Linked DNA regions of Homo sapiens: all the other regions are linked to region 3. The links are chromatin loops, found by intact Hi-C in ENCODE. Cell type or tissue: B cell. All regions are shown on one strand. Links, peaks and the distances in the headings refer to the core of each region. The heading gives the core; the rest is flanking DNA. Region 1 overlaps CPED1 (cadherin like and PC-esterase domain containing 1). Region 2 overlaps CPED1 (cadherin like and PC-esterase domain containing 1). Region 3 overlaps WNT16 (Wnt family member 16).

Region 1 (10,976 bases), core at 2,052-10,051, 170 kb after region 3:
TACAGTGACTCGGAACCTATTTAATGTTGAAACTTGTATACATATTCATTTATACATGCATTCTGAACTCCTATCAATAGCATTTCAGATTTTTAAATAGCTTGTAATATTGCATTTGTTTCATTAGAATATTTTATAAGCACATACACATATTTATGTTGTATTTGAATATTAGGTTCCTGTTATCAGCCATTATAAATGTATACAGTAAAGTCTTCATTGAGGTTCTAAACTTGTTTGATTTTTCCTTTTCCTATAACTCTGAAACATTTGCAGAGTTTGCCATACTGAAGTGTCTACCTTTATAAATAGTCTTGTTTCTAAGAAATTTTACAGGAAGACAAACATCCCATGTTTTCACTTATTTGTGGGATCTAAAAATCAAAACAATTGAACTCATAGACACAGAGAGTAGAAGGTTGGTTACCAAAGGCTGAAAAGGGTAGTGGAGCGCTGGAGGAGAGGTGGGGGATGGTTAATGGATACAAAAAAATAGAATGAATAAGACCTAGTATTTGATATCACAATAGGCTATTGTCAATAATAATTTAATTGTACATTTTAAAATAACTTAAAGAGCGTAATTGGATTTTTTGTAACTCAAAAGTTAAATGCTTGAAGGGTTGGATATCCCATTCTCCATGATGTGATCATTACATATTCCATGCCTGCATCAAAACATCTCATGTACCCCATATACACCTACTACATACCCACAACAATTTAAAAATTTTTAAAAATTAAAATTATGCAGAACCATGTTTTAGTAAATAAAATTATATGTTAAAAGTGATATTTAAGAGAATACAAAGTCTTGATTCTTTAGATAGAGAAGACTACTTTTAAAATATTAAGACCTTGTCAGTCACTTTTTAAGAATTGTAAGTTTTAAAAATTATTTCAGGTTTTCTTAAAGTGAAAGAGAAAGTTTAAATATCCAGTGAGTAAAGAGGTCAGCTGATAGGAGCTTTTACTTGAGCAACATTCTCAGCATATTAAACCTCTGACCAGTAAGAGAGCCTCCCGCTATGATAGCGTTCAGAATGTAAGCCAGTAATGAACTGCTCTGCATACATAGAGAAGCTGCGCCCAACAAGGACCTCAGGAACTAAGCTCAGCTCTTTCGAGTTTAAAAGCAATAGACTTTTGGGTCAGGAGCGGTGGCTCACGCCTGTAATCTCAGCACTTTGGGAGGCCGAGGCGGGCGGATCACGAGGTCAGGAGATCGAGACCATCCTGGCTAACACGGTGAAACCCCATCTCTACTAAAAATACAAAAAAAATTAGCCGGGCATGGTGGCAGGCGCCTGTAGTCCCAGCTACACAGGAGGCTGAGGCAGGAGAATGGCGTGAACCCGGGAGGCAGAGCTTGCAGTGGGCCGAGATCGCTCCACTGCACTCCAGCCTGGGCAACAGAGCGAGACTCCATCTCAAAAAAAAAAAAAAAAAAAAAAAATAGACTTTAAAAGGTAAACTAAAATTAATGGGTTCTAGTAGTTTTCTTCAGACCTTACAGCTTACACAAAATGATTTAACTTTTATATCAGATCTCAAATATGTTATGGTGTCTGTTTCAAATTGTTATAGAATGCAGACAATGCATCTATTCTCTTCATTAAGTTTCTCAAGCAGACTTTATGCTGTGATCCTTTTCATAAATCCCATGATCTTAAACATGACTGCTCACCTTGTTAGAATACGATGCTTATAAATTAAACAAAACTCTCCAGAACTAGTGGAGGGTGAAGGATTCAATCTTGGTTGCATTCCAAAGAACTCTTTTTTCCATAAAGAAATGAATTCTGTTGGCAGCCCCTTATTCTCAGGGTTCTTCCTCACTTCTACAGGGGCCAAGGAAGGTTTCCTATGCTCTGTTGCCATCATCTTGGCTGCACTCTGATTTCATGACCTCTGAGTTAATCCTTCTTTTTTTCCTATTAACAAGTGTAAGCAGACCAACTTCAAACGGACTGCAATAGGTCACAAGGTTTAATGGGCATAGAGATAATCATCTAAATTACATTTCTAGGCCTGATGGGCTAGACAGACTTAGAGGGTCACTTTACCAGCATTTGCTGTTAATCAGCAAGGTTGGTGGGTCTCAGAGTGTAGCTGTTTTTACCTTCCTCCCTGAGGGGCTGGGTCACACTGAATGATTAGCGAAGGCAGCTGCATTAACTTTCTTCTTCCACAAAGTGTGTTGTGTCCCAAAAGGACATGAAAGTCAAATGTGGCCACAGCTCAAACACCAGACGCACTCTTTTCATCTCAGTGGAATTATCTGCCCTCTACTTGTAGATCATGATCCTCAGCACAACAGTTGTTGCTGATTTTCACGATCTGTTAACAGTTAGGAATTTTTACATTAAAGAACTTTCTCCTACATTTATTTCTTGTAGCAACTAGGAAAATGCCATAGCCTACTGTATATATTTTTTAATGCTACATGATTCTTAACTTTAAAAGGAATGAGAAAAACAGCATTACTCCAAAAAGAAGAAGAACCAAAATAATTTTACCTCTTAAAATTCTAAGATAAATATCCTTTGGGAACTGGCAGGGAGAAGAGCATCATGAGTTGTTTTTACAATACAGGCTCATACAATTTTAGTTAAATATTTCAGTTTATTATCAAAGAAAACAATAGCCTTTTTTCCTGAGTGAGATGTTAGAATGTGTATTTAACTGAAATTCAAAAAAAGGATGAACTGGAATCATTTAAAATGTATCAGTATGTCTAATATATAAGTAAATATAATATATGTCTCATCTGTATAATACTTCATAACTTGCGAAAGTCTTTTGCATCCATTATCATTTTATTCTTAATAACAATCCAGGGAAATAGGTTGGGGCAAGTATAAATTATGTCCATTTTATACATCATAGCAATTTTCCGAGAACTTAAGTGGCTTGCTCAGTGTCATTGTGGTAATAAGCGATAAAGCTAGCACATAGATTCAAATCTTCTGATGCCACACCCAATCCATGTATCTTATTGAATAACATACAAAATGTGGTCTTCTGGTGAAATGTTTTTTTTTTGTTTTTTTTTGTTTTTGCCATGCACTCAGGCCCTTGTGGCAGAGCTGGTGGGTAAGTTGTGTTTACATAATTAGCGTTCTAATGTGAGCAAAAACAGATATATTAAACTGATTCAATAAGAAGGATGTTGATTTGTCAAAATAGCCACATACATTACAATGTTTCTAAAACTTGGATGACCCTCAATAGTACAGAGTTTATAAAAGCCACAGATACATCCAATCATATCTTAGCTTGATGCTGAAGAGACCATTTAGAAAGCTAACAAATAATTGGAATGCAAATGATTTAAATGAAAGCCAGAATCAAAAGAAATGCTTGATCTTTATCAGTTCCAATCTTAAAATATATTGTCTTTCTCTGAATTGTAAAAATTTTACCTCTCCCCCAACACATGCCAAAAAGAAGAAAAGTAACAATTTAGAAACTTCAGACTTAGTGGTGGTTAATCATCCAGGGGACTGAAGTAGGGTGGGGACATATTGTGAACTCTGATGAGGTCTCTAAATATTGGAGAAAGAATGAAAGGAAAGGAAATTAAAGTATAGAGGGTGTTAATTCTAAGAAAAGGACATATTTAATGATGTATGACTTGGTCAAATGATTACTAAACATACTATCACTCTTTCATGATTGAATAGTAGGAAGACTGGGGTAAAGATTATTTGAAGCTACTCATACAAAATTGTGTCCTTAAACATGAATTTGGTCATTAATGAACAGATCCTTTATTTTCATTACTGGTCAGTTAATGAGTTTCTAATTTTTAAAGTTTGACAAAAGGAAATTTACTTTTGCTTTTAGACACTGCTTTCTCAAAAACAGTTACAAACAACACCAAAAAGAAACAAGAAAAAACACTTACTGGATACTTAAGTGAAGTTTATATACTGGATACTTAAGTGAAGTTTATATCCAACATATCCTACTTTGGCACATCTTTTATCTGATGCTTGATATTACTTTTCCTTTTTTGTTCCTTTTTGTTTTTATAGATTTAAATTATGTTTAACAAGGGCAAATAAAACTTAAGAAACATAGTAATTTATGTTAGCAAAACAATCATTGAAATACACAAATGTAAGAAAACAATGAATTTTAAAATTTCAGAGAGTTCAAGAAGAAACTTAGAAAAATACCTTTGATGTTCAGAATCACTTATAGGAAGAGTCAGAAAAGTTGAGAAAATGAAGACACATTTATGTCATAAAGAATACAGAGTGAACAATATAGGACTAGAAGTCAAGTTTTGGGAAGTACCACTAAAAGGTGTTTATTCCCTAATAAAACTATCTCCTTGGTGACATTACTTGAAATTTAGTCTTTTCACACACAAAGACAGGGTATTTTGAGAGGTAAAGAAATAGCCTTTCCTATCAGACAAATAAATGGAATATGGAAGAAATGTATTGAAAAGAGAATGCACCTGAGCTACATAATGATAAAAGCAGGTGCTTTTTATATGAAAAAGAAAAGGCATCAGCTTAGGGGTAGTAAAAGACAATGGTTCTCAAAGCGCAGTTTGGGGACAAGAGGCATGGCATCAGCATCAGCTGGAAAGTCACTAGATATGCAAATTCTTGAGCCCCATCCTAAACCTACTGAGTGGGAACCTGGGGTTTAAGCCAGCAGTCTGTGTTTTAATAAGCCCTCTGGGAAATTTCAATGCATGCTTAAGCTTGAGAATCACTAGGATGAGGAAAAGCAGTGACAAGAGAGGAACGAAAGAAGTGAAGCCAGTATCCTGGTCAACATAGTCCTACTGTCTTTCGGGGAGGGGATTCCTCAGTTGCTACATTGCTCATAATCAGTCAGAAACACTTAAGGCCTAGATGAAACTTAAGAAGTGAACTAAAGAAGTGTACTAGACCAGAGAGGAATTGGGTGGCAAATTGTGGATATAATCCTCCAAATCCACAGTGGCACACAGCCCCTTTAAATCCTGGGCCAAGTATCCAGCAGTGGGCCATGCCCTGGGGCATCTGGAAAAGGAAGTGATCACAAGGTCTTATTAGGGCCTTCAAATCAGATTTGTGATGTTCTGAGCTTTTGTTCCTTAATATTTACAAACACACAAATAGTGGAAGAAAGAGCAGAGCACCTAGCAGTAAATTGGGACTGAGGACATACTTCTAACTAAAATGTTTAGATTATTGAGGTTTTAAAAAATCATTTGGTCTATCCAACCCTGTGATGCCTGAATTCTTTCTTTAATATTGCCACCAAGTGGTCAATGAGTCTATTCTTGGGATACTTTAAAGACAAACCTGTTGCCCATTGAGAAGGCATATTTATTTTATCTTTGGAGAGCTATGGGTATGAGAATGGACTTATTTATATTGAACTGATAGCTGTCTTGTTGTGAGGCTCCATAAAATATAGGAATTCAGGACACTTGTCATTTTTTCATGGCCCATTGTTCAACCCTCTCTTATTTAGAGGGAATCCTATACTATAAATGCCAAGTAATCCTGCTCTGTCTAGTGAGCAGAACAATAACATGTGATTTAAATGTGGCTAACTGGATGCCCCACTGTAAGATTTCAAATTTGGAACAAATGACACAAGTAAGATAGGACAGTTTAGAAATTGTTCATGGCCTTGATGTTCAGCAGCAAAGGCAGAAGCAGCAGCCTGTAGGCTCTGGAGAAGAGAGTGTGTCCAGTGACAGTGGGAGTCGGGGTGGTACTTTGCCTGCAGCTCCTCCTGTTTCCCTTGATTCCTGTCCATTTTCTGCTTCTATAGTCTTCCCACAATAGCTCAATTCTGTAAGCTACCAGATATGTTTTGAATAAAGTTCCTTTTCTGCTTAGGTTAGCCAGAGTTGGTTTCTATTTCCTGCACAAGAACATTGACTAAAAAATTAGATGTAATAGAATGTTGTGGGGAGTGGGGTAGAAATGATGAAATGACATTAGAGATGTTTGATTGAAGGTTGGTTATCTAAGTAAAAGGTGGTTCAAATGCAGTTGGATAAATGGATTGGAGTCCATGAGGAGAGTTGAGACTGGAAGTAGATATTTCATAGACATCTTTTAAGTCCTAGAACTGGAGGAGATATTCAGAAGATAAACCTCAGGTAGACTTTGTTCTTTGTTTCCCAGCATCTGTCTTTCTTAAAAGAGTATTTCTAATTTCCTTTGGGAATTGATTTTGTTTATGCTTAGCTATGAGGTTTGGAGGAATTGGCCTCTTACCAGTTCTAGGGTTAGACTTCATTGGCTTAAATCAATCAGTAGTAAGTAGTTGGGTACAAAATCCAATCAGTGATAATGATATTTATGCATATTTCACAGGAACTCCCAGGAAAGTGATGTGAGGTTTTGGTTCAGCATGACCACATGTGTGGACATCTGAGAGAACCTGCAGTTGCCTGAAGGCTCCCATGTGGAGTCTGAGGGTGAGGTAACAACTAAAATACACCACAGTGAGATGGAGAGGAAACAGATGACATTGTTTAAGCACTGAATCAAACTTCACCTGGAGCTTGGAATATCTGGATTTTTTCAGTGAAATCTGCTAGTAAATCCTCTTTATTTTAAAAAACAAATCAAAGTAGGTTTTTTTGAATTAACAATATAAATTGTTCTAGTCATTGTATCCCTTCTCTTCAATTACCATCCTTCCTCCCACACACACATTAAGTTTATCATTTATGGTATGAGTGCATTGGATTATATCAGAAGACATGAACTGATGTTCTCTGTGCGGAATCTGATCACAGAATTTTATTTACTTGTTTGCCTTGCAGAGGCTTCCCTTTTAAAAATTAGTTATCAATATGTAAAACTTGAGAAGTCTTCCATTAAAATTCAAATGTTAGGTTTCTTTGGAAGAATTAGGAGATTCCACAATACTGAATCATCCTTCCAAAGTAGCAGCAAATATCTTGACCTGAGCAGTTGCTGTTCACATTTAACAGGGCATATGCTTTCCACTTAGCCATAGTCCTCACCAGTTCCTATTGCCTACACTTGGCCTAATTCTGTCATTTATATTAGCCATGTCTGAAAAGATTTGTGTTTGCAACACTTTATGGACTTAAGTCCCAGGTCTGCCACTTGTTTTCTGTGATGATACTGCCCATCACATATGGTTGTCTTATAAAGTGGTAAAATCTGACAAGAACAGTGTAGGCATTTACTACAAGAGACTGCTCTACTGTGTGAGGTTACTCCAATCATAGACAATAGTTTTAATTGAAGAATCTCAACTTGTAAGGTAAATAAATAAATGAGAAATAATTTTATTTTTTTTGAATAACTGCTACTATCCTGCTATGTTGACAAACCTACCCCCTTTCTTAATGGATCTGGTTCCCTTCACGATACTAAAGTCCTGTATCATTACACTTTAGTAATTGCCAGTTATTAAAAGTCTCATTTTCACTAAAACTTTATTCTCATTTTGATCCAAAGCTTTCCCCCAGGGAAATGTAGATTTGCAGCTCCCACTCTTTATGGTAGGCAGAGAAGTATGACAGGTCTAATTCTGAGATAGCTCTTATTCTTCCTGGCCCTTGATGTATATCCATCTTCCTCCAGTTATTCAAGCAAACACTAATCTAGGTGTTGCTGGGAGAGATTTTGCACATGTAATTAAATTCCCAAATCAGTTGACCTTAAATTAGGGAGCTAAAATCTGGGTCTAGAGGTCAGAGATAGGAAAGACAGAGAGAGAAAAATCCTGGGAGAGAGATTCAAGGTGTGAGAGTCCCCATTGCTGGCTTAGGAGATGAAAAGGACCAGGTGGCAAGGAATGTGGGCAGCCTCTGGGAACTGAGAGCAGTCCTGGACTGGCAGCTTGTAAGGAAACAAGGACCTTAACCCTCCAGTTGCAGGTAAGGGAATTCTGCCAGCAACCCCAGTGAGCTTGTCAGTGGGCTCTTCCCCAGAGGTTCCAGACAAGAATTCAGCCTGGCCAACACTTTTAGATTTTGAGCTCTGAGCAGAGAACACCGTCCCACTGCCCCTGGATTTCTAAGCTACCAAACCTGACCTACTGAATGGATGTTGTTTTAAAAGTTGCTACATTTGTGGTAATTTGTTGCACAGCAATAAAAAAAGTAACACGGAAGGGTTGGAGGTGGTGAATGGGGTCCGTTCCCTCATAACTTTCCTAAATTTTTTCCTTTTGATTTAAGGTGGGAGAAGATGGCAAAATAAATCTTTTGGGGGTCATCCCTGTTGACCTCGATCATTGTCTCATTGTTGGGGGGTAGCCTCAAAAAAGCCATGATGTTGAGGCAGTTGTCTGGAGCATTGAGAGGCTCAGCTACCTTTTCCAGCTGATCCTGATCAAAAGCCTCAGGTATCTTTTCATCTCCTGCTGGGTCCCTGAGAAGCCTACATACAAAACCCCATTTCTTCTACCTTCTACAGCTTTAACTCTGGGGACTGTGGCCTGGGACAGATATAGCTCTACCTCGAATTCCTGAGAACTCAGGGGACTGCTCCTTGCCCCTTCTTAGCCTGGCGAACCTTACCAGCAGCAGTATCTCATCACTCTCTTTCTCCCTTTCTGGCAGTACAAGGCCATTCCTCAGACCCTGTTACTAAGCAGATATTCAGCCAGGTAAACAAGCAATTTTCTCTCCCTCTTGAAGTCATCTCTAAGCTTCACAGGTGATTACCTTAAGAGGAGAAATCATGGACCCCTCTCCCTTCCCCCTCTGGGAGCAGGTTGGGGGGACATAGTCTCTCTTCATGAACAATACATTCCCCAAAGTTCACCTCTTCTCGCTCTCTATCCCCTCATATCTCTCTTGCAGCCAAATATATGAAAGTCTGAGGCTAAGGAGGCCTTCTTTTACTAAGATAAGGAGAAGAGGAACTGTACTCATACAACCTTCATGCACAGGGATATCAACACTATTCTGATGCAATAGTGATGTAATGTCATAGTGATATAATGTAATAGTGATGTAATGTAATGATGCATTTAGCATTTTTAAATCTCATGTACCCCATAAATACATACACCTACTATATATCCATAAACATTTAAAATTAAATAAAAATTAAAAAAAAACAATTTGGTGAATCTGGATGTAAAGTGTATAGGAATTGTTTATACTGTTTTTCAACTCACAAGTTCAATATTATTTCAAAACACAAAGCTAAAACAATTTAAAAATTATATATGCAAAAATACCCCATAAATGTAATCATGCATTTTAACATTTTTCAAGAATGTCATATTAATGTAACCTAGATCATAACTTTTAAAATAGGGCATGTATTTAATTTTGTATTTGGTTTGAACAGTATCATTTAATTTTACAAATATTAAGAACTTTCCAGGCATTGTGCTACGTGAGGATGATAAAAGACCTAAGCTTTGGCCTGGAGAAGTTTACCATGTGTGTGCATGTATGTGTGCGAGTGAGGGAGAGAGACAAGAGTAATATACAACAACAGAGTGTTAGCTAATTGTAGAGTTTTTAAAAAGATACCACAATTATTTCACCATCTTGAACAATATTTTTGCTAATGGGTTGGGGAATCCACGCCATTTAAAATGGAATTTAAATAAGATTGGGATTGCCTCTTTTGGTAACAATAAGAGGTAGGTTCATTTAAAAATACTTTTGAACTAAACATTTTAATATTTAAATATGTATCTAACTTCAAATTCTTTCTTATCATAATGAATCCATGTACCCGGCATAACAAATCCATGTATTTCTACTGAATTTTTTGAAGAGGTAAACAAAAACAAAAACTTCTGATCAAGTCAGAGGCCCTCATTGATCTCCCCCAAATTATAATCTCAACTCCAATTGATCACTCCCCACTCACAGATTCTGGTGCAGTTTTGAATAAACTTGAGTTTTACAAATCAGAAGAGTAAATTGTATAGATGTCTTTTTCTCTTTCTGAAACGTAAAATCTAAAATTTATACCATTTTTTTTACATACCCAATAAAAAGTGAAATCTTTATTCTCTGGGTCTGCAAAAGCAACTTTTGAAGTCGAATATATTTATCAACATACTCACTAGGGGCATTTTTTTCCCTACAGTTTTGGAGAGAGTCTGAAAACCAATACCAGTATGGTTTAGATATTCATAATTGTTTACACATGTTTCAGTAACGAAATATATTTCGGGGGGTTGGCACTTTATTTTAGGATTTGGGATAGCTGGAAATTATTATTGTTATGGTTAAAAGTGTTCTAACTGGATAATGGCATTAAAAAGAATATAACATTCTGGAATCCTTCCTCTTAACATGAAAAACATTATTTTATTACATGGAGTTATTTAAATATGGATTGGCTGTTGTCTGGCTAGTTACACATGGAAGTGTCTAAAGAAATAAGTTCTTGGAAGAAGCATCAAATAGAAAATGACTATCGTTTCTTATTATTAATAGTATTATTGTTATGCAGAGAAACCTTAGTACTCTTTTTAAGGGCTAGATGGTTAATATTCCATATCCTGCAGTGACAGATTCTAATTAAATATTTAAGAAGTGGGACATCTTTTCCAATCATGATACACAGTATCTATTACCTTGGAGAAATATAAAAATTTTTTTAATATTTGTTCCTCCAGAAAAAAAAAAAAAGATGATTAATAAGGGACTCTGTGTCTCCCAGAACCTGAAATGTTTCTTCTAAGGAGCTAGACTATGTTAAGAGCCAAGAGGAAGCAAGGTTCAAAGGAAATTCATCTAATATTTGTGCTCTGGTTATGAAAGGGGGTGAGAAGCTGTTCATCAGCGGCATGTGTCCAGTTGGCAGGGAGGGCTGAATGCCAGACTGGGGTTATCGTGATCACAGATGGACTTAGCATGGGAAAGAGGATGTCAAAGACTCCCAGTCAGTGCAGCTATTTTGGGGGCTTTACACAAATCATTATTTTTTCATTCTGTACCACTATTGCCTCAGTCAAATGTATTTGTTTAATTTATAACAAACATGCAAACC
Region 2 (10,976 bases), core at 1,506-9,505, 210 kb after region 3:
TAAAGTTGGGATTTTTGAATATAGTCTCTATGACTCAAAAAAGTCCTCACCCTTTCCAACTATACTCAACACTGACCATTAGTAAATTTTCTTATTAGAAGAGAATTCAATCTTCTAAATTTAAGATCAGAACACTGCTTAACCTTACAACATACATGGAGCTTGAGAAAAATTTGCTTGGGAACAAACTTTCCAAAGTTTGAGTATCTTCAGGGAACTTCCTCAAAGTTAAAAAAAAAAAAAAAAAACTTTGAAACAGCTTCCTGTGGAAATCAAGTCTGTTTTTCACCCATCTATAATAAATGAGACAGTCTTAGATTATTTGAGTGAGTGTAAAGTACAAACAAAGTGTCTCTGAAGTATGTTATTTAAAACCTAATTTTCAAACACATAAACAAAACCTTCTGCTGGGCCTACTACTTCCAGGTATTGAGGAAATAAAACCAGCTTCTTAAAGCCATGGCAAATAAGGTGAATTCTGATCCTGGGATATGTCCTAAGAATTCTTCAAATATATGATTATTCAAATTTTTGAATTGTAAAAATAAAGTTTTTATAGAACTGTTTTCACTATATCCTTAGCAGAAAGAAGTGAAATGTAAGTCAATAGAGCTGAAGCCATGGCCTAGGGTGACTGCAAAAGACTTAAATGATTATGGCAGGGCCATTTAGTCTTTCATCTCCCTAGGAGGTTTAGGTTTACTTCTGTTTTGCTGCCAGTAGAAAAGTCGAATGCTCCTGTAATTCCATCCATATAAAAGAGAAGCAGAAAAAACCTTAGGTGTTGCCCCTTTTCCCTAACTAGTGGAGATAAAATTTTATCCATCTCAGTTCCCTCTTATTCCCTAATTACTACCTCTCATTAGAATGGAAGTGAAGGTGGGAAATTTTATCTTATCCAAATATTTTCCTCTGAGATTCTACCTTCTAAAAAAAGAAAAACCCCAAAGTTCTACCTTCTGAAACCAAAATAGGAATCAATTGTGACAAAGACAGAACATATGTATATACATTCAATGGGTTTTGCTCAGAAAAAAGTCACACCTCAAAAACTTTCTAAATAAATAATTTTACTGTCTCAAGCTGCCACTCTGACTGATGGTTCATAAAACACATCTCATCTAATTACTTCTGTCTGATACCCTCACAATTCAAGAATATATATCACTGAAGGAAACTAGATTGAAACTTTCAATTCTAAACATTATAGTGGAGTCAAGTCTTGTTGGTTTAAAAAACTGTTGGATACATTTTTATTAAAGTGTTTGAAGACCACTAGAATCATTATGGTTTCAATGTTTAAAGACATTTATTTTCCTGAGCATGGAAATTTGGACACACTTTTTTGTTGTTGCTGCTTGCTTTAACATAGGCAAAGCCTTTTGAAATCAATCTGTAAACTAGAGATTTTTTGGATTGTACAATTCAAATTTGTGGCTATCTTACCATTCCAGTGGATGTGGCTGTGTCTTTTTATTCATGAACTGAAATTGTTCAAATACATTTAAAAGAGACCAGTATTGGGTCAGGACTGAGCCAGGATTTCCCACAGGATTTGCCACATCATAAAATTCATGCATCAGTGACTGAATCCCAGGAGTAGTAGATGGGAAGAGCTGAGAACACAAAATATCAGTATAAGTTATGGAAAACAAATTATAATGTAGTATTACTATGAACAGCCTTATACTTAGTCATTTATTTAAAAAGTCAGATATTTGTTAAAAATCCATTGGTCAGTACCATAAATTAGTTTTCTGCAAAGTTGTTGATGTAAATGCCACTTTTTATAAGAAACTAATTTTGTTGATGATCATATTTCCAAATAGGGTGAGTTTTTTTTTTTCTTTTCATTGAATATAAGCGGATTTCTCTTTCCTGTTACAGATACCAGAAGACACATGAATAACAGAGTTAGGCAGCAGGAAGAATGAGAGAGCCTCTTGGGTTACAAATGAATTATGTCAGAGTGAGAAATATTAATCTTCCCCTCTTTCCCCCGCAAATAAAAATCTGTGGTTATCTCCTTTCTACTGTGAGAACCAGGAAATTGGAATTTTCTCTTTCTCTTGCAAAATAATTATTTAGTTCTTCCTCAAGTTATGATGAGAAATGTTCTCCATAGTAACAGTATCTAAAGTTATAAATTCCTGAAGAGCAAGGCAGATCCCTTTTATTATCTTTTTATAGTATTTAGTCAAACTGTTGTGAATGTAATACTTATACGTTTAAAATAGTTAAAATGATATTGTGCCAACTCAATTATCTTTGGGGAAATTAGCTTACTCTGAATCCTCCAAAATTTGGGACCAAATTAGAAAAAGGAGTATCAAACACTCATTAATTAACTTAGTAAGTTGATTAAACTCATACAAGTAGTGTATGTATGTATATATATATATACGTATATATATATATATATATATACGTATATATATATATATATATATATACATATATACACACACACATATACTTTTTACAAGTAAGATAAATACTTGAGTGAAACATCAGGGTAATAATAAATGATTAATGATTAAGAATGCTATTTCAAAAAGATATTTCATATGAACAAATCTTAGGTGGAAAAATACAAATTCATTTCAGTCTATATAAGTATCAGAACTGGAAAGAAAACAAGTATTAAACATGCATTTCACACTCAATAAATTATCCTTTGATACTAACCAAGGAATTAACAAAATACATAGAAGATAAAATGAATGCCTTTTTTAAAAGATATAAGCCAGTAAAAGTTATAATTATTTACATTTTCTTTCTTTGAAGTTTGATATAGAGTTATAAGAAATTAAGGTTTAGGCAGTCTTCTAAAATATTATTTTCAACTCTATATGATTTTACAAAAACAAAAAGGGTATAATAAGCAGAAATAACAAGGGGATAATAAGCAGAAATAACTTTTGGTTGCATGTAAATGTTCTGAAGCTAAAAGTAAAACTTCTTCAGAAAAATGTTGGCATTTTCCCCTTGAAAACTGTCAAATTCTGGCAGCTATGCTAATCCCATGTTCTTTTACCTTTAATAAGTCACATATTGTTTGCAAACTCTTAAAGTTATGCATATAAATCTTGCTCATTTTGCTACTTAGATCTCTGAAAGAGCAAAGTAGCTTATAAAGATTTCTATTTCTTAAAGAAATACTTAATCTAGTTTGATGTCAAAATCAGGTAGCTTACAGTGATCTACTCTAATCCCAGTCACCAAGAAAGAATCAAATGTCACTTTTGCTTTACCAGTTGGAATTGTCCCAGACTTCCAAGTTCCTTTATGAAAGTCATAATTGAGTTAATTTCTTCTAAGGACAGACACTGATTTAGTTCCTTTTGATAGTTTTCACCCTGTATTGGTAGGGGGAAAGAACTTAAGCAATTGTTAAAAAGTCAAACCATGTTCAACCCAATTACCTCCCATTTCATCAACCAATCAGATTTTGAGTTCTATAAACAACTGAGCTAATTAATGTTAAATAATACATAGCAACTTCAACTTGTCACAGTGGTGTCTGAATATAAGAAAGCTTCATATCTGACAGGGAGGACCTGGATAAAATAGCTCAATGATGCTTTGGTAGTGAGGTTGGGGAGATGCTAACGTGTTATAAAAATCAATCCATGTTATTTTGAAGCACTCTGCTCTATTCATTGGCATTTGCCCAAACATGACAATAGATGTGAATGCTTAAAAAAAAATAGCATTATAATTCAAGTCCTCTGACGTCAATCTGGAGCACTCACTGCTATTCTAGACTGCCTCCAAAGAGTTCTAACATTTCTTTTAAAGTATACTATAATACATGTAATGAACCTGCACATGTACCCTCTGAACTTATAAGATGAAAGAAAAAATTAAAAAATAAAAAAGTATTCTGTAGCATACAATACATATTATTCATAATATCCACAAACATTTCGTAATCCCAGCACTTTGGGAGGCCGAGGCAGGCGGATCACGAGGTCAGGAGTTCAAGACCAGCCTGGCCAACATGATGAAACCCCGTTTCTACTAAAAATACAAAAATTAGCTGGGTTTGGTGGTGCATGCCTGTAGTCCCAGCTACTTGGGAGGCTGAGGCAAGAGAATCTCTTGAACCCAGGAGGCGGAGGTTGCAGTGAGTCAAGATCGTGCCACTGCACTCCTGCCTGGGTGACAGAGCGAGACTCTGTCTCAAAAAAAAAAAAAAGAAAGAAAAAGAAAAAAAGAAAAACAAAAAGAAAAAATAAGAAATTATGAACACTATACTTAATTTTCAACCCATAATTTTATCATAATCAGTCACTTACATACTTAGTTGACATAAAAATAATCTTAGTCCAGAGGTCAGAAAAAATTAAGAAGTGTGATATAATAGATACCAATTAATTTGAAGTGAATTATCAAGTTGCTGAATTGCAGAATAAGGAGAATGACACCTTCTAAGGAATGACTTGAAAAAATATTTATCAGTACACAAATATGCACTTACCTTGAAAACATCTGATCTATAAAGTCTCTGAAATATCTCAGAAAATATGGAAAGTGATGATTCATTAGGGAAGAGAAAATTGAAAGTGTCATTTAAAAGGAATTCTTCTGTATTTTGGTCCTCAAAATCCATATTATCATAATCTTGAAAATTTAAATGCTCGTGTACCTTTGAAAGAACAAAAGCACAGCAAATATTTTTCATCGATTTACTTTTAAGACAATGGAATTACTTCTAAGACATGATTTATTTCCTGTTGGATTATAGATCAGAACTGACATCTAGTGGTCTTTTTGGAAGTCAACAGTTTTATAAATGTGAGTAATTTTTTTTAAAGATACAATTTAAAGATACAATTATTTAATGTACAGTATAAGAAAATTAACTAATATAAAGTCACATTAGTTTATCTCGATACCCTTTATAGCTGAAGAATATGCTTTCATGGAAGATAATACATAACATTTCTTTCTGAACAACAGATTTTAAAAAGCATAATACAAACTATTAGGTATGCATGCAAAACAATGAAAAAATGAGTATTTAAAAGTGTCAGTTAATTAAGTTTTAAATTTTTATGGAGAAATCTTGGAATTATTTAACCAAATGTATGAGCCATCTATAATGTAATTGGCTTACCGGAATAATAGTTTGAGGACACAGAAATGTTATACAAAGCTATATTCTAGTTATACATAATTTTATTTTCCCCTTCTTCCTTTTTTCCCACCCTGTATTCCAAGGTAGAACTTTCTATAGACTAATTTAATAAATTATTTTTTATGTTTTTGCCTCTAAGGGCTATGTTAGAGGAAAAACAAAATATGTTGGGGGAGATAATATGAATGAGTATATTTAATTTGAGAGGAAGGAAAAGAATCAAAATGGGCAAAAACACTTCACTCTACACATATCTATATCAGAAAAAAAAATTCAAAAATTCCCATGGTTTTTTTAAACTAAATATAAACCAATTTTAAACTAAATATGTATATGTAAAAAATAAAAGTTATCTTTTTATACCCTCATGTGAATACGCCAGATAATCTGTTACTTTCTATTATCTACACATCCTCTTTTTTCCTTTAATGCATACTTGACTTCATACCACATTTATTTCACAAATAGTACTTGAACCATAGAAAAATTCATGTTTATTTTACAGAGACACATAGGCAGGATTGGACTCATAGATTCTCCACATACTAGTTAATTGTCTGAACCACAGTGAATATAAGCCTACAGTACTTTTGCAAATTGCTATTTATTGATTGGTTACTATGAATGAAAACAACAACAACAACACACACACACTGATCTCTCACCACAAGGTAGAAGCTCACATGAGGCCTTTGGCATACTGACCTGGAGCACTACAGGGTACATGAAACTGCCATAACCAATATCAAAAGTTAGAAGTTGAAAGCAGAATCTGCATCTAAAATGAAAACACAAGGTACCATAAAAGTAAAGATACATGCACATGGATGTTTATTAATGCACTATTTATAACAGCAAAACTTGGAACCAACCCAAATGCCCATTAATGATAGACTGGATAAAGAAAATGTGGCACATACACACCATGGAATACTATGCAGCCATAAAAAAAGGATGAGTTCAAGTACTTTGCAGGGACATAGATGAAGCTGGAAACCATCATTCTCAGCAAACTAACCCAGGAACAGAAAACCAAACGTTGCATGTTCTCACTCATAAATGGTAATTGAACAATGAGAACACATGGACACAGGGAGGGGAACATCACACACTGGGGCCTGTTGGGGGTTGGGGGGCAAGGAGAGGGAAAGCATTAGGACAAATACCTAACGCATGCAGGGCTTAAAACCTAGATGATGGATTGATAGGTGCAGCAAACCACCATGGCATATGTATACCTATGTGACAAACCTGTACATTCTGCACATATATCCCAGAACTTAAAGTAAAATAATAATAATAAAAACTATATTCTCTTGCTACATTTACTCTTATTTGGTGTCATATTAATAATCACTATTGTTAATTTTCAATATATCTACTAATTAAAAAGAGCAGTGGCTTGGATAATGTAAAATTACATGTGATAAATTTTTGGATTTGGATTCTGTTTTATTTCTTATAGAAAATAAAAATATACCTAAATATTCATAACACATTAAACTAAGCAATAAAGTTAATCCATGGAAACCTAAATACGAAGAAGAAAACTCTCCTACTCCTACATGCTAGGTACCTATTCACATATAAATTATGATAAGGTTTAAATTGATGTGCTTCCCCCACTTTTTGACGTACGAGATTTAACATTTCCTTAGAACAAAGGCAATAAGTTATAGTCAAGTAAACAGATATGGGAATAGGAGTTATTGAATTTTCTTAATAAAGTTCTTCATTTTCTCCTCTGCATTATGAAATCAGTGGGATATTTGAGAATGAAATTTATTATGTATAAGTAAAATTATACCTAGTCAATGCCAAGTATCTATGATAGAAACAGTTGCACTTGAAAAGGCGGCTGCAATTAAAAGATTAACTTTGAAAATGCGCACTTTACTTCTTGTTACCACTATTTAGATACTACTGAGTCTGCCACACGTTCTAAAGTTTTAGGATCTATAAATATGGCCACATATGTTTAGAAGATCATGTTTGTATATTGACATAAAATTTTCCAAGTACCACCTACTTATGATAATTAAGATACATTTCCACCAACAATTTTTAAAAGATAGGTTGCTTTCTTTCTTTTCTTTTTTTTTTAAATTAAAATTTGTTTTTTACCTATGGAAGGTCTTTGGTCCCAGAGTAGATGTTTCACTGAATACTTCAGCCGCTAGCAGTAGTTTGCCAATTGCTTCCTTCATAATGTCAAAAGCCTGTTGAGGTGAACTGGCTCTCAGGAATGTCTCAAAAAATGTTTGCAGCTGTGAACAAAGTAAAGGATTCACGTGTTAAAACAATAGCCTCAGTTTGTCTATCATTTTCAAGGTGACCAATTTGAAGGATTGTTCTAGGTTATCTCTACTTGTCACACCCAAACCCCACCCTCACCTAATCAGTAAGTTTGGTAATCTAAGATACAGGTATATTGAAAGAGAAAGGTTTAAATGTCTTGTAATTTAAATTTCTTTAGAAATGCCTACTCCATTTATTTTCCTCATTTCACAGCATCTAATCGTGGAAAATGCAAGTCTTGTCATCAGAACTCCAAAGTTTCATTTGTAACTCTACTAACTAGGTGAGCTGGGCTTGCCACCCACTGCTCAGAATCTTTGTGTCCTCTTTAAATTGGGATTAATATCTACCAACAAGAGAGATGTGAAGCCAAATTAGAAGAAAATGTATTTGAAAGTCATGTTAAAGTATGAAATTCAAATGTTAGTTTTTTATTATTATCAATTTTGGGGGCATATTAGAACAAAAATAAATATATCAAAGTTGCTTCTTCCTCATGCCATTATTCTGTGCCAGATCTAGCCAACCAGAGAAGACTCTGAGAGAATCCCAGTGTCCTGTTAATGTTTTAATTCTTAATTATTTCATGTGATAGGGCAGTATTACAAAAAAGGGGGAATGAAGCTCAATTGTGTCATCTTAAAAACACAATTGTTAGTATCACAAATAGCTGTTTTTATTTGCTTAAATATTAAAATGACAAAAACAAAACTACCTCTTGAGGATGCTTCATATCAAAGTTCAAGTGAATATTTTTTAAAAATATAAAACAAATCTCATATTGATTCATAAACTTTCTCTGGATAAACATACTCTTTTAAAGATGAAGAACAAAAAATATTTTTTGAAAAAACATGCAGCAGGTATTCTATTAATGTTTTTTGGAAAAACAGACTAAATCTATCCAGACTACACAGGATTGCAAAGTGAAAAACTTTTGTTGCTATGATAAAGAAGGACAAATATTGGCCTGGATTGCCTGTGGAAAAACGGTAAATGTGTCTTCTCAATGCATAAGCAAAATTCCCCCAAGATAAACAAATACTGGCTTCATAAACTTTCCAGTTGAAAACAGAAACCTAATAAGATTACACATAGAGACCCTAAGAATGCGTCATTAGTATTTGGCAATTGGGATGTTCTTCCATTTTACTAAGGAAAATAAATGTAATAATTGTATGATTGAAAGAAAACAAATTATTGCTAACACTAAAAATGTTAACACCCTTGATTCAAAGCAGAGTAACATTATGTTTTTCCAAGTAAAAGTAACTCATTATATTTCATTCCTTTCACCATATTATGTAGAAAGGTTTGTGTGTGACATTGTTGCATTTTTCTATTTCAATGTTACCTGAATATCACAGAGGTTAAGGTTAATAATATATGAAAGTTGGAAATGTCTATGTAGCATATGAGATAAGATAAATTATAAGATTTTATCTCCATGAGGAAGAATAATTAGCAAATTAATGTCTTAGGGTTGCACTTACTTCTCTAAAATGAAAATGATTATTTCTTAATTTCTTAATGTAGCAGTGAGCATTTAAATATGGGATGCCATTCAATTCAACTTTTAGAGAACTGTAGCCTTTAGAAAGCCCTGTGTTCTGTGCTTTGGGAGACAAGTTGCATAGTACATAGGTATTACCTCTACAGACTCTAGAGGTAAAAAGGTCCAGGTTCAACTTTGGTTTTGTGCCAAAGTTGTGAGACTTTGTGGGATTAATAACAGTGCCTACTTTATAGAGGTATCCTTGAGATTAAATGACAGAATGTACATAAGGAATTCCACCACCCAGCACATCTGTATTCAGTACATGTCAGCTCCTTTTATTTTCTATTAATTAAAACAAGACAGCCGGGCATGGTGGCTCACGCCTATAATCCCAGCACTTTGGGAGGCCAAGGCGGGTGGATCACCTGAGATCAGGAGTTCGAGACCAGCCTGGCCAACATGATGAAACCCCATCTCTACTAAAAATACAAAAATTAGCTGGGAATGGTGGCACACATCTGTAATCCCAGCTACTTGGGAGGCTGAGGCAGGAGAATCACTTGAACCAGGGAGGCAGATGCTGTAGTGATCCGAGATCACACCAATGCACTGCAGCCTGGGTGACAGAGCGAGACTCTGTCTCAAAAAAAAAAAAAAAAAAATCCAGATGAGTGTGATTTCTTCTTTTTAATTCATTCAGTATAGTGGCAAGCAAACTACATATGCTAGAAATTAAAGTAGAATCACGCGAGTGCTTCATATGAATTTTTAAAAAATCATAAACTTTCAAAGTCTCCAAAAGAAGGCACAACTTTTATCAGTTCTTGTAACTAACTCACTTAGACTAACTAAGTGAACCACTTTTTTGAGTGTCCGGTTACACTGCAATTTGTTACTCTAATTGTATTTCCTTGGTCAAATTACATGAGTTCTGTGAGTCTCAGTGCAGAATGACAGAACTATGCTCAATGATCTCATGAGACAATGACAAATCTGAAATTATTTGATGTTAATTCCATTCAAATGCCACCAGAACCTGAACAATTTCACCCATGCACTTTCTTAACTCACAAATACCTGAAGGAGCACTTTCACCTTTCCTCCTAATTTAAAACAGTCAAGCCATTAACTCAAATATTAAGGAGACTTCTTCCTCTCCTTATCAACACTTCCAATCAATGTTTTTCAATTAAATAAATGTGAGAATATAAGTTCGCAAGGAAATCAGTATATTGGCAATAAAATAAATATGAATAAAAGAACATCTTGTAACTTTTAACATGACATGAAACTATTTTATAAACTATAAATTTTCTTCCTTCAGTGTAAATTTTAGTGCAAAATAAATTATATAGAAAATGACCTCATAAGATCATGGTCGTAAAACCAGTCAGCTAATGCATCATCATTTGTTTGTACCTGTGTAAAATTCAAGCAATAACTAGTAAGGTATTTACATTTTTACAACATTGATCCATTCAAGCAACTTATTCAGATACAAGTGGATGGACTTAAATTTTCAATTAATTAAAAATGGAAGGACAAGAGCAACAGAATGCACTTAAAAGTATATAGAAAAACTTGGATCATGTCTGATATCTTTCCCAAGGTGTCCTTGTTATCTACTTCATTCCACCACATATTTTACAACTCCTCCCATGTTATGTTCTGGGTTCCGCCTCATTATTTCTCTCCATCCTCCCATAAGACCTTGCTTGAGTGAATTGATCTCAATGTCAACACATGTCATTTGTTCTGTGTTAAACTTGCCAACCTTCTTGTCTGCTCTTTCTGCTAGACTGTGAGTTTTTTTGTTTTTTTTTTTTTTTTTTTTTAGGTCAGGAACTGTCCTATTTTATCTTCTGGATTTCAGTGCCTAATGCTAAGTAGGTATTCAGTAAATACTGTTGAATAAACAAACCTATGACATTACAGAAACCACAGATACCTTGATAAGAGAAACACCTTACTGTAGTTTCTGGGTAACATCACTTTCCTCAGGACGGCATGCTTATCTCTTGCTCCCATCTCATGAGA
Region 3 (10,477 bases), core at 2,478-10,477:
TTCAAAAAGTTTTAATCTGGTGCAAACCACCTCTAGTGGTTTTCCTTTGGATATGAGTGTAAACCATTACAAATAGTAAATTTTAATCCATCTGTTAAAAATAACACCTTATGTAACATTTGGCTGTAAGCACAACAATAAAAAGGATGTAAGTATTTATTTTATGTCACACTAAATTAGTTTGATCTTTACCCCTAGTTATTTTCTTTTGGAATGGTTATTAGATTCTTGCACAATCCAACTGTAAGCCACATTGCAATCTAAAATAGAAGTCAGCGTAAGTCACTTTGGGCTTAGTAATCAAGAGGCAGTGTATTTTAATTTTATTTCATAGTAAATTCTAAGATCTCAGCTCTCCCATCACTTCGCTCCCTACTTTTCAACCAAGTTTATATAACCAAACCATGAAGAACATCCTGTAACTTTCATTACATTCACAAATCCCCTAAATTCTTTAAATGGCATATGTTTGTAAACACAGTCTGACAATTCTGATACTGTGAGAAGCACAATAACAATGTGGTAGTTAAGGGCACAGACATTGAAGCCAGTTCCTTCTGTGTGACCTTGGGCTGGGAACTTACTGTGTGTCTCAGTTTCCTCAGCTGTAAAACGAAAACTACAATAATGTACCTACTTTACGAGGTTGTTGTGAAGATTGAATTTTTATATGTATCTCTCTATATATTTTTTACTTAGACTAATACGGGTATATACTAAGTGCTATGGAGGTATTTGCTAATATTATTTATTCTTTCAAAGTAAATTAGTCCTTTCCTTGTGTATCACTGTGTCCCTTGTCATGCTGTGCCACGTGTCATCATCTTGCCCCCAAGAAATGTCATGATTTATCACATCTGGTCTATAGTAAAATTTAAATTAATTTCAAAAAGGAGACATCTTAGCCAACTTTCTTTAAGAAAGGCTTGTCTTGAGGAGTATTTGAGGTTTCTGAAGATAGGATTCAAATTTTTCTTCCCTCAAATCACCTAAGGTAATCAGTGTTCCAGATCACTTCCTGCCTCTAAATAGTGAGTCGAATTTCTCAATCTTTGATGACCTTTGGGAGGTGATGCAAAAAGGATGAGCAACTCACTAAATTGCCTAGAAATAAGTATTTTGATGAGACGCTTTTCTGTTTCTACTACGTATTTAAACTTAGTACAAATAAACTTAGTACAAATATTTAAACTAAGTACAAATATCATATTAGTACTAACAGTCCTGGAGAAAATTAAAATGTGTTTTAAAATACTTACTGTGCATATCACATAGTTTTAAAGCTGCCAAAACATAAGGTCACAGCATCTAATGTGTAAAATTAAAATTTTGTTGTTATTTTTAATATAATTATCATAGTCTCTTAAAATAGAAAACAAAATGACTATCATCCGAATTGTGAATAAAGAAATAATGCAGTTGTTTATACTAAAAAGAATTAACATGTTGTTAATGTTGTGTAAAGTACCATTATCAGGAAAATGCCTTAATTATTCAACTTCCTAATCCAGATGTTACAGATAATATCATTTAATATGTTTTTCTTGACTTTGTTTCAGGATGAATCATTGCCTCTTACCATTGCCTTTATTAGGCAGTTCCAAATTTACAAAGAATTTGAACTCCTAAATTGAAAAATAATCCACTGGAGCACCTCCCTTCGCCCTTTAACATTATGCAAGGTATTTAAACAAATCAAAGCACTTTGAACCCACATTCATAATCCACAGTGCTTAGGGCTTGCTTTGTCTGTTGTGAGCTCCATGTAATATCAAAAGCTGTTTCCTAAACAGCTCACTAGAACTAAGGCATATAATGTCTTTGCTGCCCAGCGTCCAGGTACTCCTTACCAGTAACATAACACCCTGGTTTTCCTTTAGGGAAACCACCCCCGTCTCTGTTCTCACGCTGTGTAATTTTAGTTCCAGGGAATCCCACTTCCACTTCCAGGGTCATGATGGCCTTAAGATGGTTCAATGTACCTATGGCTCACCCAAAACTCCCAATGGTCATGGTGATTTTTTCAGAGAGAGGCACATTTAATCAATTAGAACCACTGAGACTCAGAAGACCTTTGCTGAATCCTCTGAGAAAGAAAAGGTTTTCTTTCCATCTGTGTGAGCAAACCAGGAGAGAACCTCTCTTTCTTGAGGATGGGACCCCTCTTTCCTTAGAATGAGTGGCAGGTAGGAGAATGTGAGGTCTGGAAGCATGGCAGCCATGTTGCTAAGAAAAGTAGAGATCCCAGAGATGCTAGGGGTGGGAGACTTTGAAAGAGGTTAGGACACAGCACTGCATGAACCCTGAAGTAGAAGACTTGGCCAGTAGCCAGCCTAAAGTAATAGAGAGACCTGAGCCCAGGGAACATGGTGTGAGCTTGTGGATCAAGCTTCCCCTGAACCAGTCACAAGTTTGAAGTTTTTAGTTACTGAGTCAACATATTTAATGTTTAAATCAGTCTGGGTTGAGTTTTCCATTACTTGCAACATAAGGGGCCCTAATGAATGCAGGCAATGTGGTTTAGACTAGATAGGAGCCTTTGGGTCCCAGAATTGTGTTCCCAGGAGCACCATGGTGCTTCCTCTACCATGACTGGGAGTGGGATGGAAATGGGCTAAGGGCAGGCTGTCAGCCAATAAGAGAGATAGATAGGTGATGGCCAGGCGCGGTAGCTCACACCTGTAATCCCAACACTTTGGGAGGCCGAGGTGGGTGGATCACTTGAGGTCAAGAGTTTGAGACCAGCCTGGCCAACATGGTGAAACTCCGTCTCTACCAAAAATACAAAAATTAGCTAGTCATGGTGGCACATGCCTGTAATCCCAGCTACTTGGGAGGCTGAAGCGGGAGAATCATTTGAACCCAGAAGGCAGATGTTGCAGTGAGCCGAGATCGGGTCACTGCACTCCAGCCTGGGCAACAGAGTGAGACTGTCTTAAAAAAAAAAAAAAAAAGTGAGAAACTTAAGGATGGCTTCCATGGTGATACCAAAGGTGAGAAGAAAAGAAGAACCCAAAGACACAGGTTTGGAGTTAGGAGGAGTTTTTGCTTAGGCATCCCAGAGAGAGGTGCCTGAGTTAGCATCACTGTTTTAAAGGAATGGCTGAACAGTAATCAAGTCTTTGTAAATTAGAGGCTGCCTGATTCTCACAGTCAGTTGATAAGGTAATTATGAAAGGTTTTCTAATTAATAGAAGAAATTGGTTGTTAATAGACACTACAGTCTTTCTGTTTTTTAAAAATGGGTGATTATGTTCAAAGAAGACAAAATAGATTTACTTTGAAAAAAATAGGCAGGAGAGAGTGTATATTTTCAGATTATTCTGTTCAAGGGATGCTAAAGACTGGAAAACCACTTTTAAATATGCACTATATTCATATATTTGCCATTTCTGTGTCTCTCATTTAGTAAATAATAACTTTGTCAAACTTTACAATCACAGTTAAATGCTTAGTCTTGATTTTAATATTAGATCTGAGACATTTTCCATGGGTTTGCTCTTTTTCAAAAATTGTTTCTCTGCCTCAGTGAATAAAATTAAAGAGAAATAGAATGAAGACTGTGGGGCAGGGAAACATTTCTTTATCTTATTAATAAGAAAATGAATATTCTCTTTGTCCATTCTGAATTTTAAAAATCTATTTTTTTCTATATAATACTGAAATATTTAACAATTCATAAAAAACATAAGCATTTACATTAAAATACATCCTTAAATAGAGCCCTGTAATTTTTACCAGGAACCTTGTAAAATATGATGAATATACATGCATGAATATTAAAAACAAGAAAGACCACTTAACATTCAAATAGAAATGCAGCATTACATAAAATATAATAAATATCCAGGATATCAAATCCACAAATTGATCACTATTCTGATTTAGATTCTTTTTTCCAGTTAAGACTTTTACTAATATAATTTATTATAATAACCTTATGAGTTAAGCATAACTAATGTGAAAAGAGAATTCAATTAATCTTACTGCTGAAATAACACAAATTTTTGATATTTTGCAACATATTTTAATCTATAACATATAAAACTGTCATTTTAGCAAGAAATACACATCCATATAACTAACTGCTAAGTTAAATTCTCTTCGATGTCCAAAAAAATAGCATTAATAGTATGAAAAAAAATAAGCTAATATTATTTATGAGATAATTTTACTGCCTTAGCTCTTAGGCTTTGTCAATAAATGTTTTAATATAAATCATATAACTTAAGTACTGTATTTACAAAATAGAAACTTTTTAAACAAAATTCTTTACAAAACACTGTCTTTACACATTTAAAGGGTGCTTTTCTTTACAATGTATGAAATTATATTTTTACCTCCACTGTTTACCTCTCCTTTTCCCGCATGTTTCAGGATCCTCCCCCCAGTATCTCAGAGGTGGGTTTTTAACAGTTGAAACTGATCTGTGATAAAAGTATGAATCTAAAGATCAAAGATTGCTATATACCTTATGGAGGTTTTTCCAGATTCTCCCAGTGAAAAGGCACTTAAAATCTAAATCATTCATTATACTTTTTACATATTGATTCTTTGTCACTAAACATCTGTAATGATCATTTTTTTAGGGATATTATATCACTTAAGAAGATTCTTTTTGATTACCTTTCTTTGGAAGTACATGAAAGGGTAAGTCAGCACCCAATGCTTATGTTAACTTTTCAACATCTTCTATCCACACACAAACAGTATAATTTCTTCAGTTAAAATACTGAGAGAATAAATGAGATTCATGTTAATGTCTCCTTATTGCTATAAGAGGTGTCTTTTAAAAATGACTAATGTTCACCCACCATTATTGAGTCCTGTAACTAAGTTCCATATTCAAGGATCTTATCCTGAGTATGGCAGGCCTCCTGGCATAAGGGATCTTTCCTGTTATTTCTTGCTTAGGAAACAGATTATCTTCCTTGTATGTCAATATATATTCCCCAAATCATCAAAAGGTGAATATAAACCTTTTCAACATTAGAATCCCAAGAAATCCACATGATTGATGGGTTGATCAGATAAAGGAAAATATGTCGATCAGGTAAGGGAAACTCTCAGGTCCAAGGTTCTAGGGATTCCACTGCAAGAGTCAACTTTACTAGCGCTGCACAGGGATGGGCACCTCTCTGGTTGCAATGCCATTGTATATTGCTGAGGCATCTTGCCCAAGGCTGGATGGAGTGGTTACTTGCAAGTGTGGACATCAGTCATGCTTTCACACCTCCTGCAACGGACATAGCAGCACCAGATGAACTTACACTCACACCTCTCCACGTGCCTGACCACATGGGTGTTGTAACCTCGGCCACAGCAGAGGAGGTTGCAGCCATCTGCACCCTCTGATGTACGGTTGCATTCTCTGCCTTGTGTCCCTGGGATTCCCAGTTTCTTATCTTCTACACAGTAGTTGGGAGACTTATTAACATAGAGCAGATCATCCTTATGGATTGGTATTTTCCTCTGATCTTTTTCTCTCCTGCGCATTTTCCTCTTTGTTTTGTCTGATATCTGGATACTGTTTTCATATTTATCCTTCAACAAATGGCCAATCTTTTCAAAAGAAGACATGGTTTTCCAGCATGTTTTCACAGCACAGGAGCCGGAAACTCCGTGGCAGCGGCAGTCTACTGACATCAACTTGGCGACAGCCTGAAACCAACAGTAATTGTGTTCAACTATCAATCATAAAGTGTTTTACTCAACAACAGAAGCACAGTTAATCTAATCAATTAACTTTCTGGGTCTATTTCCTCTTGAATAAAAATGATGGTTTTGAACGTAAATAATCTTTAAAATTGCGTAGGCTTCAAATGTTTCGTCCTTTGGTTTTTGTCCCAAATGTTTTGTCCAAATTTCTTGACCCTTCAGAGCAAAGCTTTCCAAGCTGTACTTAAAGTAGTGGACCAGACTAATATTATTGGAGATTATCTGCGATAACAAAAGGAAATTACTTCTATTTCTAATCCCCGGTCTAATTTTGAATGTGGTAGGATGCTTATGCATGCCTGTATGTTCCTGATACCATTCAACACCTCGTTACTCAGAATACAGCTCAGGGACCAGCAACACCAGCATCACTTGTGAGATATGCAGACTCTCAGGCCCCACTCCAGACCTACAGAACCAAAAGCTGCATTTTTAACAAGATTGTCATTAAAATTTGAGAAGCACTGAGAGAGAAGTTACCCTTAGCTCTCATGGTGCATAGAAACATCATGGAACTTTACAAATAACCAATGCTCAAACCTCTCAGATTCTGATTTCACTGGTCGGGCAGGGGGTGGGGTGTCCAGGCCATGGTACTTTCACAAAGCCGCTGAGATTATTTTAATGAGCATCCAGGGATGAGACGTATTGATTCAATTGAGAGTTCTCAAGTTTGATCACTATAAAAGTCAGTCACATACAAAGGGAGGGGTGGAGGTGGTGAACTATGCTATCCCCTGGTTCCAGGCCACATGAGAAACTATGACAAATCTGGTTTAGTTGGTCAAAAGGAGAAGGGGCTACAGTATGGTGGCTCCCCCCAGCAAATTCTCCTTTTCTGGAAAATTAATTCAAAACACATGCCCTATCCTTGATGAATCAGTAGCATTATCCTAGCATGGAAAATACAAAGGGGATAATGTTTATGTAATTTTTTCAATTCTAAGTGCTAAGTTCAGTTTAAACAGACTAAGAAGTTAAATGAAACTACATATATTTGTAATAGTCCACTGCCTGACACACACTAAGGTCTAAATAAAAGCCCCTTTCTCTGAAAAAGAAGGTACAGTTAGAGTTGAGATAAACATTTCCAGTAAGGCTAGGGGTGCAAAAACAATATAGAGATTTCAAAAGTTTAGGGCTCTAATCTCTTACATACCAGGCTAGCCAGCATAGCTTCCTTCAATCCCCAGACGATGGCAGAACAGATTAATAAATCGTCAGGGCTAGCTGTGGAGTTGACGTTCTGTCAACATGCTGGGTAAAATGAAAGATGGATCCATCCATTCAATAACTTGGAAATTATGTGTGTAATCTCACCAAAGAAAGGAAAAACCTCACAGTTTAAATTCCACTTACAATTCTTATGAAAACAATAAAATGACAGGGGTCTACACTTTGCTGTTTTGTACCAAACCTGACATTGACACGTTTGCAGAATGTTATGTTTTCAAACAAATTTTAAAAATGTCTGAACTATCTAATGAGACAATATTGCACACAAATAATAACATTTGCAACCTTAAATAAGAGCATATGGTATTGATTTATGCAATGCTTGATATTTCTTAGTAGTGCATATGGCACATTTGCTTTTTTTGAATTCACAAAACTAAGAAACTAATAGATGTATCTATTTCTTCTTAACCCAGGGCAAAAGGTGTCCTGCGATTATATGACAGCAATTTATAAAGTATGTCACAGAAGCTTATTTCTTTAAATTTATGGCATTTCATATTCACAAAACCCTCAATTCTTTAAAACATTTCCAGGCAAATAAATGTGATCTGCCTACTTTGTTCAAATTTTAAGCTCCCAAAGTTTACGAGAAAAAGCTCAATCAGTGCTGGGTAATAACAAAACATAACTGTCCAAAGAACACTAAAAACATAACAATGTATGTTTCCATGTTTAAGCTGATCAGCCTTCTTTACAGTCATCACTTAGTGACTTAAAGCTGTTTCTCCCCTGGATCATGACTGAGGAGCCGATTTTTTCTTTTATTAGTCACTTCAGACATCATGTAAGATGTTGCCAATTTGCACAGCATGAGGGACAAAGTAGACGCTCATCAAATACTTATTGAGTAATTGGTCCAGCTCACTTGAACACTTTTATCTCATCCTCTGTTGGTAAACTGAATCAAGAGGGAGTAATAAAAACCACCTTCTTAAACACATGTCACTGCTAAGAGGTTAATGGTATTGTTTTGAGCCGGCTGGGCTCTCTCTTTCAACTCCTCAGTTTTAGCCCCGTCCACAATAGTGTTACTCTATGAAAGTTATGCACTACAACACGATGAAGGATAAAAAGAGAGACTGATTTTCAAATTCAATTACATCACCTGCTGAATTTGTATTGAAATTATAGAAAGATTTCCCTCCTAGAAAATTAGCCCTTTTGAATACATACATGGAATTTATAATTTTTCAGTGATGACAATTTAAACTTTGAATTGTAAGTGTCCCTAACAATAAACATAATAAAAGAAATAATATCTTTATTATATATGATACATATTATTTTTGTATCCTCGAACATCTATAGAGGTATATACATATTCTTAGAATATCTATGGGCATATATACACACATATATATGCATATATATACTGTATTCTAGGACAGAAAGATAAATGAACTTCAAGGAAAAAAATATCAATAACCTGACCTGGAATTTCAAAGATTATACCCCCATAATATTCCAAGGAAAGAACTTGGACAATCTGGAATTAGAATAAAGCAGTGTAATCACCACTCAGGACTGATGAAATGCAAAATTCAAGGACAGATACACACACACACACACACACACACACACACACACACACACACACAAAGTTTAATTCTACAGAATTAGAATTCTGCTTCTCAGAGCATATTTTAATAAATATTTTACCTGATTTAGTTTTAGAGGAAGATATTTGTTGCACATAATAGCTAGTTAATAAGCAGGTACTTATGATTTCAATTTTACAGAAAAATAAAGTCTGATTAAGACGTTTATCTTACATAAGGAAAGCTGGTGATAAATAATATAAGGTATTTATATGCAGCAGGATAATTTTAGTAGAATAGGGAAAAATAAAAGTGGAAAATGCAAGTATATTTAAGGAAATTGCATGAACACTCCCCCAGAAAGTGTATTCTGGAGATTTTCCTCCAGGATTCTTAATTAATGTTAAATAGCCATTGTGAATTACAGCAATATCACCATAATTTTCTGTTAACAGGAACATAAGAGAATAGCAAAGGAATGAGTGCTGTGTGGTTATGAGAAAATTCCTTTCTCTACTCTAGTTGAGTTGTTAAGGTTTATAACGATATTAACAGAGGAATGTTTTGTTAACTATTGCAAACAGATGTGCACATTTTGGTGGAATATTTTTAAACTATGTCAGAGCAATCAGGAGGGTAGCATTTAATCTACTGGATTCCTTGTGTAAATTTTGGTTTGATAAATTTCTAATGAAGTGAAATAGGAAAGATGCATCATTAATACTTAATGTAAACATAGAAACCGCTTGAGAAGTGGTTTAAGAACTGATTGGTTCCACAATTTTGACTCAGAGGTAATGTGGCAGTTGGCGATTGTTTTTCAGTAAATTACGTTGTCCGAATTTTACAAAAATGGCCAGAAAATTGTTGTGGAACGTTTTGTGACTAACATTTCATTTTCTCAACTATCAGATGATCTAAGTTTTTATAAAAACTGCGACACGAGGTTGGATGGGTGTATGTAGGATTCCTGTTCCTCTGACCCGTTTTGTCCCTTTCTGTCCAAAAATATATTCGAACCTACTGAAAAGCAAAACACTATGTGTTGTTCAACTACTTATAAATATTCTTGGAATAGGTCAATGAAAATTTGGGATTGAGCCCTTCCCACTTTGTTGAGTTACTCATCATAAAACAAATTATGGGGTAGGGAAACTTAAAAGTTTGTGAGGTGGACATGGGAAGAATGGAAATATTTTAAGCACACCAAAAGAAATACCCATAAATATTCCAAGTCACATTATTCCCAGAAGTTCTGCCCCTGGAAGACATCACATCATTCCGTTAGCCAATCATCATTCGGCAACATTATTCTTGGAGTCATAAGTTTAGGAATGGTGTCAGAAACCAAGTGGGAATCAGAGTATTTAAGGTTAGCGGTTAGAAAATCATCTATCCTGCTCACAGTACTACTAAGCGCCAGTACCCACATTTCTCTGAACACTTTCCTACATTTTGAGTTTGTGATTTTGAGGCTAAGAAAATCAACTCAATTGAATACAGACCTGGATTTTATTCAGAAGAATATGCCTATTAGATTAAAATCCTAATTGCCAATGTTGAAAAAATTGAGTTGATTGCTCATCCATGTTAGATAATAACCAGGAAACCTCTTTTATGGTGTTGTTGGTTTTGTTTTTGTTTTTGTTTTTTTGCCAGCAACAGAAAGAAAAATACAAAACTCTGTTGAATTATAATACCTCAAGAGAAAATAAAAACAACAACAAAAACACCAGCATAGTACCTACCAAATAACCAGGAAAATGTTTTCTAATATTTTAAGATTTCATCTAAATGTGAAACAATGTGAACCAAAAATGAACAATGTGAAAAAAATGATTCAGGAGAGAAAACTCAGAGATTTACACAAAATGTACATATATGCATAAATTGAATTGTTTTCAAGCTAGTTAGAATAATAGCAAGAACCTAGGTAATGTTAGAAAATTATTTTTTGCCAATAAAAATGGATTTAAATTAAT

Evidence for each region. Hi-C counts contacts between places; a loop is a spot of excess contacts. Peaks named below come from ENCODE experiments on the same cell type or tissue, not always from the same donor. Only the 100,000 strongest peaks of a DNase experiment are listed, where the experiment ranks them.
Region 1: it touches region 3 in a loop (7-fold over the local background); 2 of 110 quality-filtered maps call a loop at or near these places.
Region 2: it touches region 3 in a loop (13-fold over the local background); 17 of 110 quality-filtered maps call a loop at or near these places.

What each region holds. Positions count from the first base shown.
Region 1 is chr7:121,158,206-121,169,181 of GRCh38, reverse strand. All of the region lies in intron 16 of CPED1 (cadherin like and PC-esterase domain containing 1), which reads right to left. It overlaps LOC124901735 (a long non-coding RNA gene), which reads left to right. Exons shown (of 3, transcript XR_007060494.1): 3 at 1-10,976. Among named protein-coding and RNA genes, the nearest start is that of WNT16, 170 kb to the left of the region's middle. In B cell, for the core only: no CTCF peak of the experiment used is centred there; no DNase peak of the experiment used is centred there; H3K27ac peaks cover 605 bases.
Region 2 is chr7:121,120,765-121,131,740 of GRCh38, reverse strand. It overlaps CPED1 (cadherin like and PC-esterase domain containing 1), which reads right to left. Exons shown (of 23, transcript NM_024913.5): 8 at 7,268-7,410; 9 at 5,849-5,921; 10 at 4,484-4,651; 11 at 3,255-3,359; 12 at 1,447-1,616. Among named protein-coding and RNA genes, the nearest start is that of CPED1, 140 kb to the right of the region's middle. In B cell, for the core only: CTCF peaks have their summits at 4,578 and 4,780 (motif pointing left); a DNase peak (open chromatin) is centred at 4,730; H3K27ac peaks cover 567 bases.
Region 3 is chr7:121,334,065-121,344,541 of GRCh38, reverse strand. WNT16 (Wnt family member 16) reads right to left here. Exons shown (of 4, transcript NM_057168.2): 4 at 3,438-5,661. The coding sequence ends at 5,197. Among named protein-coding and RNA genes, the nearest start is that of WNT16, 10 kb to the right of the region's middle. In B cell, for the core only: a CTCF peak has its summit at 6,905; a DNase peak (open chromatin) is centred at 6,921; H3K27ac peaks cover 887 bases.